2 separate regions of the Homo sapiens genome follow, and region 2 is linked to region 1. Evidence: chromatin loops called from intact Hi-C (ENCODE). Cell type or tissue: ascending aorta. All regions are shown on one strand. Links, peaks and the distances in the headings refer to the core of each region. The heading gives the core; the rest is flanking DNA.

Region 1 (8,335 bases), core at 37-8,036:
ATTTAATATTGTTCCTAGGAGCAATGGTTCAGTAGTTGTTAACTTATTTGCAGCAACTTTCTAGGACATAACTACTGCAAATAAGAAGAGTCTACTATACTTGGAAGTCCCCAGGGAGCTTTTGGGCAGCAGTAAACTATGGAGAGGAGAATCCCAGAGGGTCCCGTCTGTGATAAGTGGGGAAGAGAAAGTCTGCTCTTAAATGGTAATGAGAGGTGAAGCCGGCTGGGCTTCTGGGTTGGGTGGGGACTTGGAGAATTGTGTGTCTAGCTAAAGGATTGTAAACGCACCAATCAGTACTCTGTGTCTAGCTAAAGGTTTGTAAATGCACCAATCAGCTGTCTGTGTCTAGCTAATCAGGTAGGGGACTTGGAGAACTTTTCTGCCTAGCTATAGGATTGTAAACGCACCAATCAGCACTCTGTGTCTAGCTAAAGGTTTGTAAACACACCAGTCAGCACTCTGTGTCTAGCTAATCGGGTGGGGGACTTGGAGAACTTTTCTTTCTAGCTAAAGGATTGTAAATGCACCAATCAGTGCTCTGTGTCTAGCTAAAGGTTTGTAAATGCACCAGTCAGCATGCTGTCAGAACAGACCAATCAGCACTCTGTAAAATGGACCAATGCGCTCTCTTTAAAATGGACCAATCGGCAGGATATGGGCGGGGCCAAAGAAGGGAAAAAAAAGCAGGCCACCTGCGCCAGCAGCGGCAACCCCTTTGGGTCGCCTTCCATGCTGTGGAAGCTTTGTTCTTTTGCTCTTTGCAATAAATCTTGCTGCTGCTCACTCTTTGGGTCTGTGCCGCCTTTATGAGGTGTAACACTCACCGCGAAGGTCTGCAGCTTCATTCCTGAAGTCACCGAGACCAGGAACCCACCAGGAGGAATGAACAACTCCAGACATGCCGCCTTTATGAACTGTAACACTCACCGCGAAGGTCTGCAGCTTCACTCTTGAAGTCAGCGAGACCACGAACCCACCAGAAGGAAGAAACTCTGGACATGTCCGAACATCAGAAGGAACAAACTCTGGACACACCATCTTTAAGAACTGTAACACTCACTGTGAGGGTCCATGGCTTCATTCTTGAAGTCAGCAAGACCAAGAACCCACCAATTCCAGACACATTTTGGCCACCCAGATGGGACCATCGCCCATCGCCAGGCGGTGAGACTAATGCCTATTGCCAAATGGTGAGTACCGTCGGACCCCTTTTGCTTGCTATTCTGTCCTATTTTTCCTTAGAATTCGGGGGCTAAATACTGGGCACCTGTTGGCCAGTTAAAAGCGACTAGCGTGGCTGCCAGACTAAAGACACACGTGTCAGGCTTTCTGGGAAAGGGCTCTCTAACAATCCCTGACTCTTCGGAGTTGGGAGCGTTGGTTTGCCTGGAACCAGCTTCTGCTTTTCCTGTACTTCTGGGCTGAGCCGAGGGTCGACAGAGAGGAAAGCCATTCAGCTCTGGGATCCCAACAACAAGTTGGTTGACCCTGCAGCCATGAGCAGAACTCTCAAAGGCATGTCGTCCAAGCAGACTCGCCCATCTATCCTATCTATTCTGACCCTTGCCGCCTGGGTCCTAATGCCTGCCAGACAAACTTCCTCTCGCCTCTCTTCTCTGAGGCTAGTCCCACTTCTAAAAAACCACTCCCTGTCTCTGGTGCTTTTCTAGTTTCTCCTATAAGAATTATTTCTAGTATAAACTCCAGGACTCTGTTACCTTCTTTAGGTGCCCGGGCTCACCAATCAGAAAGATGTAATTTTTGCCCAAAGCCCCATTGTAGGGGGACTATCTGGAATTTTAGGATCCCTCCTCAGACAATCAGGCCTAACAAAAGCTATTCCTGAAGCTAGGATATGGTGAGCCTCAGAAATTGTATCCTTCCTATTCATATAAGTGAGGACAAAAGACATCACTCTTCCAACTCTGGAGATCCCTTCCCTCCCTCAGGGTACGACCCTCCACTTCATTTTTCGGGCATAACATCTTTATAGGACATGGGTAAGGTCCCAATACTAACGGGAGAATGCTTAAGACTCTAACAGGTTTTCGAGAATGTGTCAGTAAGGGCCATTAAATACAATTTTGCTCAGTCCTCTTTGTGGTCTAGGAGGACAGGCAAGGGTCCAGGTTTTCGAGAATGTGTCAATAAAGGCCACTAAATCTGACCTTCTTGGTCCTCCTTGTGGTCTGGGAGGAAAACTAGTGTTTCTGCTGCTGCATCAGTGAGTGCAACTATTCTGATCAGCAGGGTCCAGGGACCGTTGTGGGTTCTTGGGGAGGGGTTGTTTCTGCTACTGCATTAGTGAGCACAACTATTCCGATCAGCAGGGTCCAGGGACAGTTGTGGGTTCTTGGGGAGGGGGAGAAACAAACCAAAACCATGGGCGGTTTTGTCTTTCAGATGGAAAACACTGAGACATCAACAGGCTCACCCTTGAAATACATCCTAAGCCATTGGGACCAATTTGACCCACAAACCCTGAAAAAGAGGTGGCTCATTTTTTTCCTGCACTATGGCCTGGCCCCATATTCTCTCTCTGATGGGGAAAAATGGCCACCTGAGGGAAGTATAAATTACAGTAAGAAGGAAAAGCTAAATAATTTCTACAGATCATTCAGTACTGCTCAGTAGTACCATGTTGGAATTCACAGGGGAAGTATTATAACTTACTGTGTTTCAATTCATTTATTTTAAAGCCAGAAACTGCCTTGAAATGGCTGCTATACCAAAATACCGCATCCCCAAAACCTGGTGAATTCTCAGAAAAATCATTCTAGGTGAAGAGAAGCCAGTCTATGGTGGACTTGCCTTATATTTCAGCACCGATCCCAGTGTGATTTTATCATAGGCTTTCATCACTAAGAATGTGGTGCAGTCTCTTGGAGTACAAGGACAGCATTAGTAAGAATCTAGAATACATTTATGGGAATTGGAGAAATTAAATTTTGACATTCACTTAATTTTTGTGGTATTCTCTTTTTGCCACAGAGCATCTCTGGAAAGCACAAGATAATGCAGGTTTTTGTCAATCGAATCACTTTTCCCTATATCCCTTATTAATAACTGGGATAGTATTCTGAAACAAGTACTTTGCTTTCAAATACATTTTAGATTTAACCCATAAACCTAAAAGTAAAATAACAGTATATTTAAAAACACACATTTACTGAAATCTTATACAGTTATAGCTATATAGAATGCAGGAGGTCCCGGGGTGCTCTGCAGGGAAGCTCTGCCAGTCCTAGCCAGTCCACCAGACCCAGTCAGCCCCTTTCACCTGAAGGATCCTTGGGGGACATGGGTAAAGGGATTACCTGGGATGGTTCAGGCTGCATGAACTCACAGAGATGTGCCTGTTCCTCAGGGACCAGATCTTACACTGTCAGCCTCCTTGACACTTTGATCAGACCGGACTCTCTCTTTTCCTATCTGAAATGCTGCAGACCTCAGTTCTAATAACTTCTGAGGCATCCCTGGCCCCAACAAGCCAGGAAATTCCTTAGTGAACCAGAGCAGAAATAGCCACCAGATGGCGCAAACACACAGCCATTGGCTCTCAGCCAGTCCCCTGAACTCTGGCTGACCAGCTGCTGGGACATTCTGTTACGTTGCAACCCTGCTTATAAGCCTGAAACGTTTGAAGTTGTTTAAAGTTTAAAGGCCAAGACAGGGGTTCTTGGGGTCTCCTTAGAGGGCTCTAAAGCTTTCATCAGGACCCGGTAGGAACTAGAAGCATTGTTGGATGTGCAACTGGCCCCCCTATTAAATGGGATTTGCCTGATGTTCATGGCAGATGGGCTTTTTCCCAGGACCTGAGTCTCCCAACTCTCATTCCCAGTTATTTTTCCTTACTCTGTCATGAAAGTATTTTAAGTAGGGCAAGCAATTTTTGCTTTCTGCTTTAACATGGAAATATAGGAAAGAATGCACTGGAAATGGAAAGTCTATGAATGTTGGCTGTAAAAACAATAATAATGTATTTGGGGGTTGAAAGTACTGTCCCATTATTAAAATATGTGACAGTAATAACGTGAGGAGGGCAGGGTAGTAAAGGGAGTTAAAGTGAACCAGCATTGGTGGGGAGTTATGCAAAGCTGTATGGGGAAGTTTGATCTGACTCTTGACATGTGGTTCTCAGGTAAATAGAATCTTTTAGAATCATTTTTCAATTTTTTAAACAGTAGCCATTTCTGGAGCTGTATGTTCAGAGGTACTGTTGAGATTTCTGTTTTAATGGTAGGGAGCATTCGAGCCTCTTGAGCATTCTTTTCTTTTTATCTCTAACTTTTCTTTCCTCACTCCTAAAAATATTAAGGGGAATTTATTTTTATTTGTATTTTTTTTTTTTTTATTGAGACAGAGTCTCACTTTGTCACCCAGGCTGGAGTGCAGTGGTGCGATCTCGGCTCAACTGCCTCCTGGGCTCCAGCTATCCTACCACCTCAGGACCACAGGCGCTCACCACCAGGCCCAGCTATTTTTTTGTATTTGTGGTAGAGACAGCATTTCACCATGTTGCCCAGGCTGGTCTCAAACTCTTGAGCTCAAGCGACCCACCCGCCTTGGCCTCCCAAGGTGCTTGGATTACAGGTGTGAGCCATGGCGCCTGGCCATAAAGGGGAATTTTAAAAGGGAAGAGAAGCGAAAGTGGGTGGCCTATGAAGCTGCTGATGGGTCAAGCAAAAACTGTCAGGGAGTTTGGTTGCACACTTCACTGATTGGCAGGTGGGCATCCTTTTCAGGTGGCCCATTCGTCACAGGTGAAGAGAGGATTGCCAGCACCCTGCCTGTACATGTTCAGGGTTGCCTCTGTGCTGTCTTTCTTGGATGCTTTTGGTCAAATGACAGAGAGAATGGCATGCACTGTCTTCATGTTTAATTTTATATGCAGAGTTGTCTTAAAGTTGTAGCTGCTAGTTGGGCACAGTGGCTCTCTCCTATAATTTCAGCAGTTTGGGAGGCAGAGGAGAGAGGATCACTTGAGGCCAGGAGTTCAAGACTAGCCTGGGCAATAAAGTCACACTCTTGTCTCTACAAAAAAAAAAAAAAAATTAATTAGCTTGGCCTGGTGGCATGCGTCTGTAGTCCCAGCTGCTTGGGAGGCTGAGGCAGGAGGATCTCTTGAGCCCAGAAGGTCAAGGCTGCAGCAAGCTATGATTACATCACTGAATTCCAGCCTGGGCAACAGAGCGAAACCCTATCTGTCTGTGGGGGGATAAAAAACAAGTTGTAGCTGCACATGTAGGAAAGAAAAGGTTAGCTTTGGAAAGCTCTCTTGAAAAACTGAAGAAGATCAGGTTTATTTCCTGTCATTGAACCAAGTGAACCAAGCACATTAAGTCATGGGGCAGGGCCTCTGCACAGTGGGCTCTTCTCAGATAACTCAAGGTCTCGTGGGGCCATTTCCACTTCAGTGTAGCATCATCATACTTCCTAGGGGTGCAGAGAGATCAAGAACTCCCACTTAGAATACTTGCAGATCTTTCTTCTGTGATCCACCTTTGCTGTCAGCTGCATTGAGAAAGGACATCCAAACTGGTGCAGTGGGGCCCCTAAGGACAGTCCTAACACAAGCTCTCTGTCACTGTCTCAGGTGAAGAGTTGGCCCATGTTTTGCTCTTGCTGCAAGGCATGTGCTGTTGCCACCATTTCCATCTGTTTGGTGACTTTCGTATGGGATATGTTACTCCCTTCTTCCTACTCCGGCATGGGGAGGGAGCAAGGAGGAGTACTTATTGCTGGGAGTAATCTAATTTCAGAAGCACCCATGACCTGTGGACTCCTTCTGAAAAGGGGATGCATGAATAATTGTACTTTTAAAACTTTGTTTTGTTTTGAGACAGGGTCTTGTTCTTTTGCCCAGGCTGGAGTGCAGTGGCATCATCATGGCTCACTGCAACCTCCACCTCCCACCTCAGCCTCCCAAAATGCTGGGATTACAGATGTGGGCCACCATGTTCAGCCCGTTTTCATATTTTTAGAGGAACTATTTTAAGGGAAAAATTTTAAAAACAAATGACCTATGATTCATTACCATGATAATACTTGACCTTCGTTCTTCTTACTTTTTACGGTAATTAACTTTAACTCCAGACACAATTTCTCAGGAATGGTTATTGAACACCAGGTGAAGAGACAGGTTTCTTCCAGTCCTGTTTTTCCAAACTCCTTTCCTATTTAGCACGCATTGTGGTGCCTTAGGAGGGACATTTGTGGGCAGTTAGGGTTGAATCTGTTCTCTGGTCCACTAGGGGGCGCGCCTATCAAAGGCATGTGTGTGAGAAACTCTGCAGGCTGATGGCACTTCAATAAAGAGCAGCTCTGATGTGTTCATGAAGTGGAGGACTTAGTGGGGACTCTTCTAAGTGGGTAAGTTTAGCAGGTTCAGAAAAATGCTTTTCCAGCCAGAATCTTCCTCCTTCCCCCTTTTAGCTCAAAATCTCCAATAACTCTGTCCCCTGGCTGTGGCGGAAGGAGAGGCAACATATTAAACAGTGTCAATCCTTCGTCCCTGAGTGTATTGTGCAAACTTCCTTGGCATCCTTTCTTTGCACATGGCGCTTTGGAGCAAAAGGGCACCATCCAGCAGGTGCAAGGGTGACACATAGGGAACCAAGGGCAAAGAAACGTCAGGGTCTCGTAATGTATAAGCAAGTCAATTGTGTTTGAGGCTAATAAAACATAGCTTTTACGAGTGCAGCCTTTGGTGCCAGACTGCCTGGTTTTGCATCCCAGCTTCATTGCTCATTAGCTGTGTGATCTTGAACAATTTACCTAAGTGTTTCTTGCCTCATTAGTGAGTTGGATATAGTCGTATCTCCCACCCAGGCTTGTTATGGACATTAATGAGTTAATTGATGTTAAGTTCTGAGAAGCCTTGGCATGGAGCCAGTTTTAGTAAGTTTTTACAATTGATGATTGTCATTTGGATCTGATGGTGGAAATGAGTCTGCAGAATGCATTTACAGTAACCCAGATGACTGGGGACATTCTTCATTTGACTATAACCAGCTGGGTCTGAGAGTAGAAATACATGGCTTCAAAAACAGTTAATTGTCAGGAGTGGCATATCCCAAAGTCCATGAATTCTAGAGAATTTCGTAAGAGTGCTTAGCAGTGCAGGACTTTTATACCCCTCAAAGAGCCTCTTTAGTGAAGGAAGCGGTGGATTTTTTGCTCTGTATTTTTGCTACTCAGGAATTAGCATGTAGGCACATGGCCGAGGATGTCCTTATGCTGCCTGCTCTTGTGCAGATTTTCAAAAGCAGATAAGACTCAAAACCACAACATATATTAAATCAATATTACTGTCCATGACAGGAAGCATTTTTCAATTGGATGACTCCATCCACGATACCCTTTGGAGAGTGCCTTGGACCTAGGCTGGACAGTGCTAGGACAGAGGACCACCAGAGTCTGGCAGGGCTGAGTGGTGATGGGGTCCTGGTACCTGGGAAAGGTAGTTATAGGCATCCAGCACCTCTTCCTCTGATGATTTTCTGTAGGTGCTTGTACTCGTGATTTTGCCTCTAGTAGGATCATATCAAAGCACCCCTGAGAATCATGCTGGTTATTCTGGGGTGCAGGCAAGAGAGGGAAGGAATGACCAGTTAAGAGTCCTGTGATCCAGTTACCTGCTTCCCATTGACCTGCTTTTGATGGCCATCAATCAGCTCCACGCAAAGCTAGCATGCCTTCTATCTTTATCCTTTCTCCTGAGACAGTGTGCTGTTGTGGTACTTTTTATTTTGTTTTCCATTTTTTCAAGTGGTGACTATTTGTCACAGTGCCCTTCCTACCTCTGAATTCAGTGTGATGTGACCTCGGGAGAGGAGGTGTGAGCACGACGTCCAGACTCGGACATGTCTGTTTCACGTCTGCCGGGAAGTAATTTTTATGCTGGGAGCTGGCTTCATGGCGTGGGATTCTAATTCTGGGGATGGCATTTTGTATGTGTAGGAAGACTGTCAAAACCTTTCCAATGGGAAGGGACAAGAACCAATTTGAGAATCACATGGTTACATAAGAACTGGCCCTGTGCGGGCATCTCTGCATACTTCCTGCACTTGTTCATTCTGAAGACGAGAGAAAGAGGAGCAGGAAGAATCTTCCATGAACTCTGCAAACCTACAAACTTTCCAATGAGAAGTGGTGCACACTCCCGAGATGGTGCTTGGGACAACATGGTTAAAAGGGTAAGGGGTATTTATTAACCCTTTGCTTTCTTGTTATTCCTGTCCCTCCTCTTTAAATGTTTACATTACCAAACTGGCTAGACTGCTGAGAATCTATCATTTTTAGGTTGCCTGCTAGGGTTTCTACTGGTCTT
Region 2 (8,335 bases), core at 32-8,031, 170 kb after region 1:
ACCCTTGAGCAACATGGGTTTGAATTGCATGGGTCCACTTATGCATGGTTTTTTTTTTCAATAAATAGGTTGGAAAATTTTTTAGAGATTTGCGACAATTTGAAAATACTCCAACAAACTGTGTAGCCTAGAAATATCCAAAAAATTAGGTATGCCATGATGCATGAAACATATGTAGATACTACTCTATTTTATCATTCACTACCATAAAATATACACAAATCCATTACAGAAAGTTTAAATGTATCAAAACTTAAACATTTACAGACCATACATGGCATCATTCACAGTCAAGAGAAATGTCAACAAATGCAAAGGTGCAGTGTTAAATCATAACTGCATAAAATTAACTGTAGTACATACTGTATGACTAATGGTTTCATAGCCATCTCCTTTTGGTGTTGCAGTGAGCTCAAATGTTGCAAGTATCTGCTTAACACACCATGTGATGGTAATCATCTCCAGATAAAGTTTTCTCTCTGGTAAATTGTGTATTACAGTGAAAAATGATCTCTCATAGTTCTCTTTTATTTCTCATCAAGTTTAGTGTAATCCTTTAAGCCTTGAATAACATCATGGACCCATAGGAAGTACCACTAATCATGCTGGAAGTGCTTCCAAGAAGCAAAGTCATGATATTATAAGAAAAAGTTGAATTGCTTGATATGTACCAAATATTGAGGTCTGCAGCTGCAGTTGCCTGACATTTCAAGCTAGATTAATCCAGCATAAGGACCATTGTAAAAAAGAAAAGGAAATTCAGGAAGCTGTTTCTGCAGTTATGCAGCAGGTACAAAAATCTTTCACTTTTTATGAAATACGTTTTAATCTCATACTGAAAATGCAGCTTTTGTGTGGGTGCAGAATTGCTATTAGAAAAGCATAGCTATAGACTTGAATATGATCCAACCAAAAAAGAAGTCATTCTGTGACAACTTAAAGCAAAAGGAAGGTGAAAGATCAAAATCTGGAGAATTTAATGCCAGCAAAGGATGGTTGGATAATTTTAGAAAGAGATTTATCTTTAAAATTGTCTAGCTAATAGGAGAAATAGCTTCTGCCAACAAGAGGAAGCAGATGAGTTCCAAACCGCCATTAAGAAAATCATTAATGGGAAAGGATATCTGCCTGAACAGGTTTTTAATGAAGACAAAAGTGCCCTATCATGGGGGAATGGAAAATGCCACCAAGGAATCTATTGGAAAGGAAGAGAAGCAAGCACCAGGATTTAAGGCTGGAAGGACTAGGTTAACTCTACTGGTTCTGGGCAAATGCATTTGGGTTTATGATCAGGGCTGCCTTTATCTATAAAGCTGCTCACTTCCAACCCCTGAAGGAAGGAGATAAACACCAGCTTCCAGTCTTCTTGTTGTACAAGAAGGAGCTCTGGACAAAAAGAACACTTTTTCTGGATTGGTCCCATGGATATTTGTCCCTGAAGTCAGGAAGTACCTTGCCAGTAAGGGACTGCCTTTTAAAGTTCTTTCCATATTGGACAATGCCCCTGCCACCCAGAACCCCATAAGTTCAAAATCAAAGAAACTGAAACAGTCTACTTGCCCCCAAACAACATCCCTAATTCAGCTTCTAGATCAGGGAGTCATAAGGACCAGTAAGGCTTTTATCTGGTTTACTTTATTGTAATAATACAATATATAATACATATAACATGCAAAATATGTATTAATCAACTGTTTTTGCTATCTGATAGGCATCTAGCCAACAGTAGGATATTAGTAAAGTTTTGGGGGAGTCAAAAGTTACACATAGATTTTTGACTGTGCAAAGGGTTGGTTCCCCTAACTTCCATGTTGTTCATAGGTCAACTGTACCACAGACTGAGTGGTTTAAACAACATAATTTTTTAAAAAAATCATGATTACAGAGGCCAGAGTCTGAGATCAAGGCATTGGTTTGTTCCTGGGGCCTGTCTCCTTGGCTTGTAGATGACCATATTCTCGTGTGTCTTCAAATGGGCCTCCCTCTGTTCATGTCTGTATTGTAATATCCTCTTCTTATAAGGGCACCAGTCCTATTGGATTAGAGCCCACCCTGTTGTCATTTTAACTTCACTCTTTAGAGACCATTTCTCCAGACACAGTCACATTCTGAGGTACTGGGGTTAGGACTTCAACATAGGAATTTGAGGGTGGAAGGTCACAATTTAACTCATGTTATTACACATTTTTTTCCCTCTGATCTCTCAACTGTGTGAAGTTGTGAGGAATTAGAAGTAATTCATCTCCTAAACGTATATCTGATTTGTACATGGGAATACAATGTAAGTAAGTCCACTAATGCTCTAATTTTTTTTTGGCACAGCACTGTCTCTCTTATCTTAAACCTAATTGAGAGAGTTACTAGCTAACTGTTCGCTTCCTCCCTTTATCTTCTGTTGTCTTTATTCCGCACCCCTGAAGATTCTGAACCACCCACTCCCTTCTGCCTCGGGCAATGAATAGTCTTTCTCTTAGTTTCCTCCACATCTCTTCGCAGTTCTTTAGGGATCAATTCTGATGATCTTAGTCTCCAGTATTCATGTCCCTGATCTCACATCATGGGACAGATTTGCCTTGCAATTTCTTTTCCAAATTCTGTATTCTTATCAGAAACATCTGTCATCAAAACACTGCATTTGCCTCATTTCATCAGATATTCAGTGTACCGGGACCCTTGTAGCCCTACTCCCTGGGAAGGGACATTCAGGCCTTGACATTGGAATGCTGGCTTGCTGGAAAGTTATAATCCAGTGTCTGTTTGGTGTATTTTTTTTTTTTTTAACACTAAACACATGGCCTAGACATTGGTTTTGCTTCATTTTCGCTCAACATTTATGATAATAAAGCTTTGTTTTCATAGATCACTTATCTCCTGAAAAATTCACACTGCCGTGAACACGATCCAGCCTTGCAGTGTGTCTCGGAGGTAAGTAGGTGGCAAGTATTTTTATCCCCTTTTATTAAAGCATAGGCAGAGCTCACTGCACAAGGATCCCCTGGAAGGGGGAACAATTTGGACTTAGCCCGTCTGCGCTCCTCCTGCTCCGTTTATTTGGGTACCATAAACCCACCCAGAACTGCACACAGAAGTGTCTCCTTTGCAGGCAGACGTATATGCATGCATTTCAATGGCTTCCAGGAGACAGCGATTATGGAATGTGGAGTCTGAATGTAAATGGAATTTGAGATGAGCCTGACTAGTAAATTATTCTGAAGGAAAAACACATTCAGAAATATGATTTTATCGCTTCTCGGCGTTTTGGCTAAGATGAAGTGTAGAAGTATGATTTAGATTCCACCCATCCTTAGGTGCAATTCAAATGCCAGTTTCTCTAAAAAATAAAGCCAACTCTTCCCCTGGACTCTCCAGACACTTGACCTGTCCTTACTTTGTGGTGTATAACTCACTGCACTTTATCTTGTTGCTCTCCTGGTCAGAGTCTATGCCTGATCCATCTCTGTGGATAAGTACTCAGAAATGTTTTCTGAAGTGGAATGAAAGGAACTAACCTCTGTTGTTTGTAACTGGCACAGAACCCAACAGTTTCTGCCAGTGACAGGTCATGAGCATCTTGAGGCATCCAGAAGATTGTCGTGGTTGGATTGTCCTCTCACTTTGCTTCATGCTCACTGCTTGACCACTGATTATTTTGGAGAATGTCTCTCTCCTTGGCCAAGGCTTTGGGTATTATAACCAAGAGAGGATGATCTAACCAGCCATTTTATCAACAGCGGCTCTGAGAGCCCAGCGTTGGGTGCCAGCCCTGCAGAGGGACATTGCGAAGTATCTTTATGTCCTTCGAGCATCCCTCCTTTCCATCAACTGGCAGGGTGGAGCAATAGCATCCAGTTACTGACCTTCCAGGAATAATGTGAGCATTGGATGTATTAGGCCTCCAAAGTATATCTGTGCTGCTCTGATGAAAGGTGCTTTAAGTAGGGTTGCTTGTTAAAAATAAGTAGTGCCAATTCTCAGGCTGCCCCCTGTGTTTTCCTTTCCCTTGCTCCCTTAGATGTTTTTCAAAGGTGCCAATAAAGCCTGCAAAACATGGGTAATGAAAAGGAAGGGAGAGCAAGTTCTTTTTGTCATAAGCGTGAACTGTGAGTCATCTCTTCTGAGTCACCGTGAACATACAAAGGAAGCCAATCAGTAGGGGTGCACTCTAATAGGATGTTTCTCCAATGACTCACGCAGGCCTGGAATGAGGAGCAGCCTGAATCAAGCCAAACAAGTATATTTTTAAATCTGGAAGGGCGCGCTTCCTGGTGCAATATGATGATCAGTCCTACACACTTACATGCTTATTTTAGCCCAGGCACTGAAATGTGTGGGCATGGTCTCCACGGAGCCTTCTCCTGTGGTCATGTTTTGTTTTGCCAGTGGGGAAGGATGTTTAATGATTAACTGTCACTATCAAGAATATAATATTTCAGTGCAATATTTCAATGTGAGGAGAAGAATAATTTTTGAATGTGGTGACTTCAAGAACTCGGCTCCATTGGGTAAGGCCTGCTTCACGTGTAAACATGCATTCCACAAACATTTTTTGAGGCCCTAAGTACTGAATATATAAAGACAGAGAAGGCGTAGTCCTAAGCCTCAAGGGTATTAGAATTTCCACAAGGAGACAAAAAAGCAAACAGAGCATTGGAAAAGTGGCAGAGGGTCAGATGGAGACACTTAGAAGGCTCAGCCTATAGAGAATGGGCGTAAAAGAATCCCCTGGAAGTGGGAACAACTGCTCTGGATTCTGAAAGACCTGCAGGAGTTACCACTGAGGAGCGAATTGAGATGAGGAAGGGTGATTAAGGCAGAGGGAAAAGCATGTATTAAGTCTAAAAGTCTTCCAAACAGTTTATGTTTTTCATTATTGTCTTATTTTCTCAAAATTTTGCAAATGCAAAATTTTCTTCTTTTCCCTTGGCAAATGCATTCTGGAAACATTTTTTCAAGCTGACCCAGAAACCATCTCATTCAGGGCGAGTCAGGGTCCGTGTTGTGAAGAGGCGTTACTTTATCTGAAGGATTTTAAGCAGAGGCTATACATGTGGCTATAGTTAGGTTTTGATGAGCTCCTCATGGAAGACAGTGAGGGAAATGGATCTGTCCCGAGACTGGGAGACCATTGTAGCCTTTTGTCTTAATCCGGAAGAGCAGTGATGAGCACCTGAACCAAGGTCAGTGGCAGTGGGAAAGGAAAGGAGTAAATATAATATATTTGTGAGATGGTGATTGAGAGAAGAGTCAACTGAGCAAAAATAGCTGAGATGGAGAACCTAGTAAGTTTGGATAAGCCATAAAGAATAGGAGTTATGTTTTGTCAATTTTGACTTTGAGGTGGCTAAGAGATGTGGCTAAGATGGGCGTGTCCAATAAGGAGTTGTCTGGAGCTCAGGAAACTATCTTGGTTCAAAATAGAGATTTGGCATCTATGAATGTAGAAGCTACAGGACCAGATTAGTCCTCCTAGTGCAGGAGTGAAGAGTGAGAAGAAAAGAATGGTGAGAAAAGAACTTTGGGCAGAAGGAAAACGAACAAAAACAAAAAACAAATCTATGAAGGAGACGAGAAAGAGCAAGGAGATTGGGAAGAAGAACAATTATCCAGGTATCTCTTCTCCAGTATTAGTGAGCTGATGCTTTTTTCCCCTGTGAGGTAGTAATGACTATCAAATAATTTTGAAGCCATTCATAAGGAATCCACAAGAGTATATACACACTCGATAGAATGTCTTTCTTACTAAGAACCATGTTGTCATATTGGGTATCTTATTGTACGTTATATTAACCATATAAGATATCCTGGGTCACTGCTATGTGTTGTAGAATAGTAAAAATGCTCTCTTGTTTTAGAGAATTGGCAAGTGTTTATAAAATGAAAGTTTCAGAATGCATTTGTCAGGGGAGAGGAAAAAAAAACAGTTTCAAGTATTAGTAACAAAATTGAATGACTAAGAAATGAAATAAAATATCTGTGAGGAATAGGAACAAAAATGCCTGAGAGTATCAACTTGCATTTCACATAGGAGGAAGTTCTGAACAATTTCATCAGTATTTTTCTTCCTTTAAAAGCATCTTATGTTTAGTCTCATCCTTAGGTTTTCATTAAGTTGTTTTCTTATCTAAAATGGTCTCTCCTTAGTGAAGATTTTTAAAAAGAGAGAGAGAGAAAGATGGCCGCCAAGAAGCTGGAGAGGAAAGTAGCCCTCACTGAATTTGGTTTAGGGCAAATTCTCCTGGAGGCAATGTCTGTGATTGGATTATAGCCACCTGAAAAGACTTGCAGGGATCTTATAGAACCTTCGGGGGTTGATTATCATTATAAGTCAGTAAGACTGAAGAAAAAAAGTAGCAGACATCGAGTATTACGAATAACTTAGGAGGAAACTAAGGTTTTAAAAAAGATCTTCACCCATTAATTTAAGACTCTAATTCTTCACAAACATACATTTCTAAGGCAGAATCTATACATGCCTCCATCCCAGTGGCCCAGGAATAAAAAAAGAATGTTTTATTCGTAGGAATACCAATTAGCTTACGATGCTGTGGAGAATGAAAAAGTAGACTCCTTATACCAATAACAAGAGTTTAAGCCTAATTTTATTAGGGCATTTTTATGGTGCAAATAATTTTTATTAACTGCAAAACCAGATTCCCTTCCAGGATGTCTGTATGTTCAATACATTCTGAGAGCACACCCTAGTGAGTATGCTGTGTTATACTCAAATTTATTTCCCAAAATACCACCAAAACACTAACATCTGTTGTGTTTGGTTGTTTTGGTTTGGTTTTGAGGCTCTTTCTGTGAAATAAAGAAATCCAGTACTTACATAATCTTCATAATCGCCGTGATTTTTTTTTTTTAAAGAAATCAGTGTGCATGGAATTGTTTGTAATGATTCAAACTGATATAATTTGGCTACTTACTGATGAGAGATTCTAAAACCTGAGACACCTGGGGTAATCTTTGATATGTATGTGATCAGTCAGGATCAAAGAGGCCTGTGGTCTTTTTATGTGAACTGTGGGCAAATTCACATCTCCTACTGCATAATGGCAGCAATTATGTATTTATTTAGCTTCTGGGCCAAGGAGACCTCTGAGTACACTGGTTGTGCACAGATCTGGTTAAGATCACAACCTCTGAAAGCTGCTTGCCTCCTGCACGTACGTCTGGCTCTGCCTCTCTCTGGCTGTGTGACTCGGGCAAGTCACTTAGCCTCTCTGTGACTCATTTTTCTCACCTATGAAATGGAAATAAGACCCAAACCTGTCTTATGGGGAGTTCATAGGAGAACTACATAATTTGATAATTGTAAAACACTGAGAACAGTGGCTGTTATATATTAAGCACTATATAAATGCATGGCAAGAAATAAATTGGTCTGATTAGCTTGATTTTCTTAATCTTTCAGGATATTAGCCTTTTATTAAAGGAAATGGATTTGGTGTCTTGTTTACTAAAATCAGAATGTACAGCCTGGGCAACACAGCAAGACCTTTTCTGTACAAAAAATAAAGAATCGGCTAGGTGTAGTGGCACATGCTTATAGTCCTAGGTACTTGGGAGGCTGAGGCGGGACGGTCGCTTGAGCCCAGGAGTTAAAGGATGCAGTGAGCTGTGATCATGCCACTGCTGTCCATCCTAGCAAGACCATAAGACTTTCTCTCAAATAATTTTTTTTTAAAGAGCAGGATTTATAAAACCAATAAACAAATAAGTAGTCCTTGAAATGAAAAGTCTGTGAATTGTCTACTTTTCTCCCCAGTAATATTAAAACAATAAAATTTCTATGGGAATACATGTCTGCCATGGATAAATTGGAAAATTCTGTGCTGTTTTATCAACTGTAAGGATTGCATGTCCAAAAAATTATGATAGTTGGCAAGATCAAGTCTCCATAAAAATGGTAGGTCGGAGGAAAAAAGAAGTGGAATCAACTGTTTTTAAAAATCACGGCAAATAAGCTTTCTAGAAAGTATTAACTTTCTGCCTTAAAAATTGTCCATGAAAGGAAATACTTCTCCAGTGAGCAGCAAAATACCGGGAATTCTGTACCCAAACTGGTGTTAAACCCTGGCTCTCCCTCTTGTTAGTTCTGTGAGTCTGGGCAAGATCCTTTACTCCTCTGTGCCTCTGTTTTCTCATCTGTACAATGGGGATGATAATAGCTGCACTAACTTTGTGGAACTGTTATGAAGATTAAATGAGAAAATACTTGTTAAAAAAAAAAAAGACAGTTCTCGTAGTATGGTCATTGCAATATTCTAAGATAAACAACTCACCTTTCTAGGCTGCTCTCTTAATTTGCTGAAGCAGATTCCCCCAAGTGTCA

What was found. Hi-C counts contacts between places; a loop is a spot of excess contacts. Peaks named below come from ENCODE experiments on the same cell type or tissue, not always from the same donor. Only the 100,000 strongest peaks of a DNase experiment are listed, where the experiment ranks them.
Region 2: a loop joins it to region 1, with 2.3 times the contacts of the local background. A loop is called at or near these places in 8 of 110 quality-filtered maps.

The regions. Positions count from the first base shown.
Region 1 is chr7:37,196,967-37,205,301 of GRCh38, reverse strand. All of the region lies in intron 13 of ELMO1 (engulfment and cell motility 1), which reads left to right. Among named protein-coding and RNA genes, the nearest start is that of ELMO1-AS1, 200 kb to the right of the region's middle. RefSeq lists enhancers at 85-1,284, 6,224-6,283. In ascending aorta, for the core only: CTCF peaks have their summits at 3,528 (motif pointing right) and 6,247 (motif pointing right); DNase peaks (open chromatin) are centred at 3,551 and 6,261; H3K27ac peaks cover 1,692 bases.
Region 2 is chr7:37,027,937-37,036,271 of GRCh38, reverse strand. The region is part of intron 15 of ELMO1 (engulfment and cell motility 1); the gene reads left to right. Among named protein-coding and RNA genes, the nearest start is that of ELMO1-AS1, 34 kb to the right of the region's middle. RefSeq lists enhancers at 3,875-4,544, 3,379-4,578. In ascending aorta, for the core only: no CTCF peak of the experiment used is centred there; a DNase peak (open chromatin) is centred at 4,191; H3K27ac peaks cover 3,439 bases.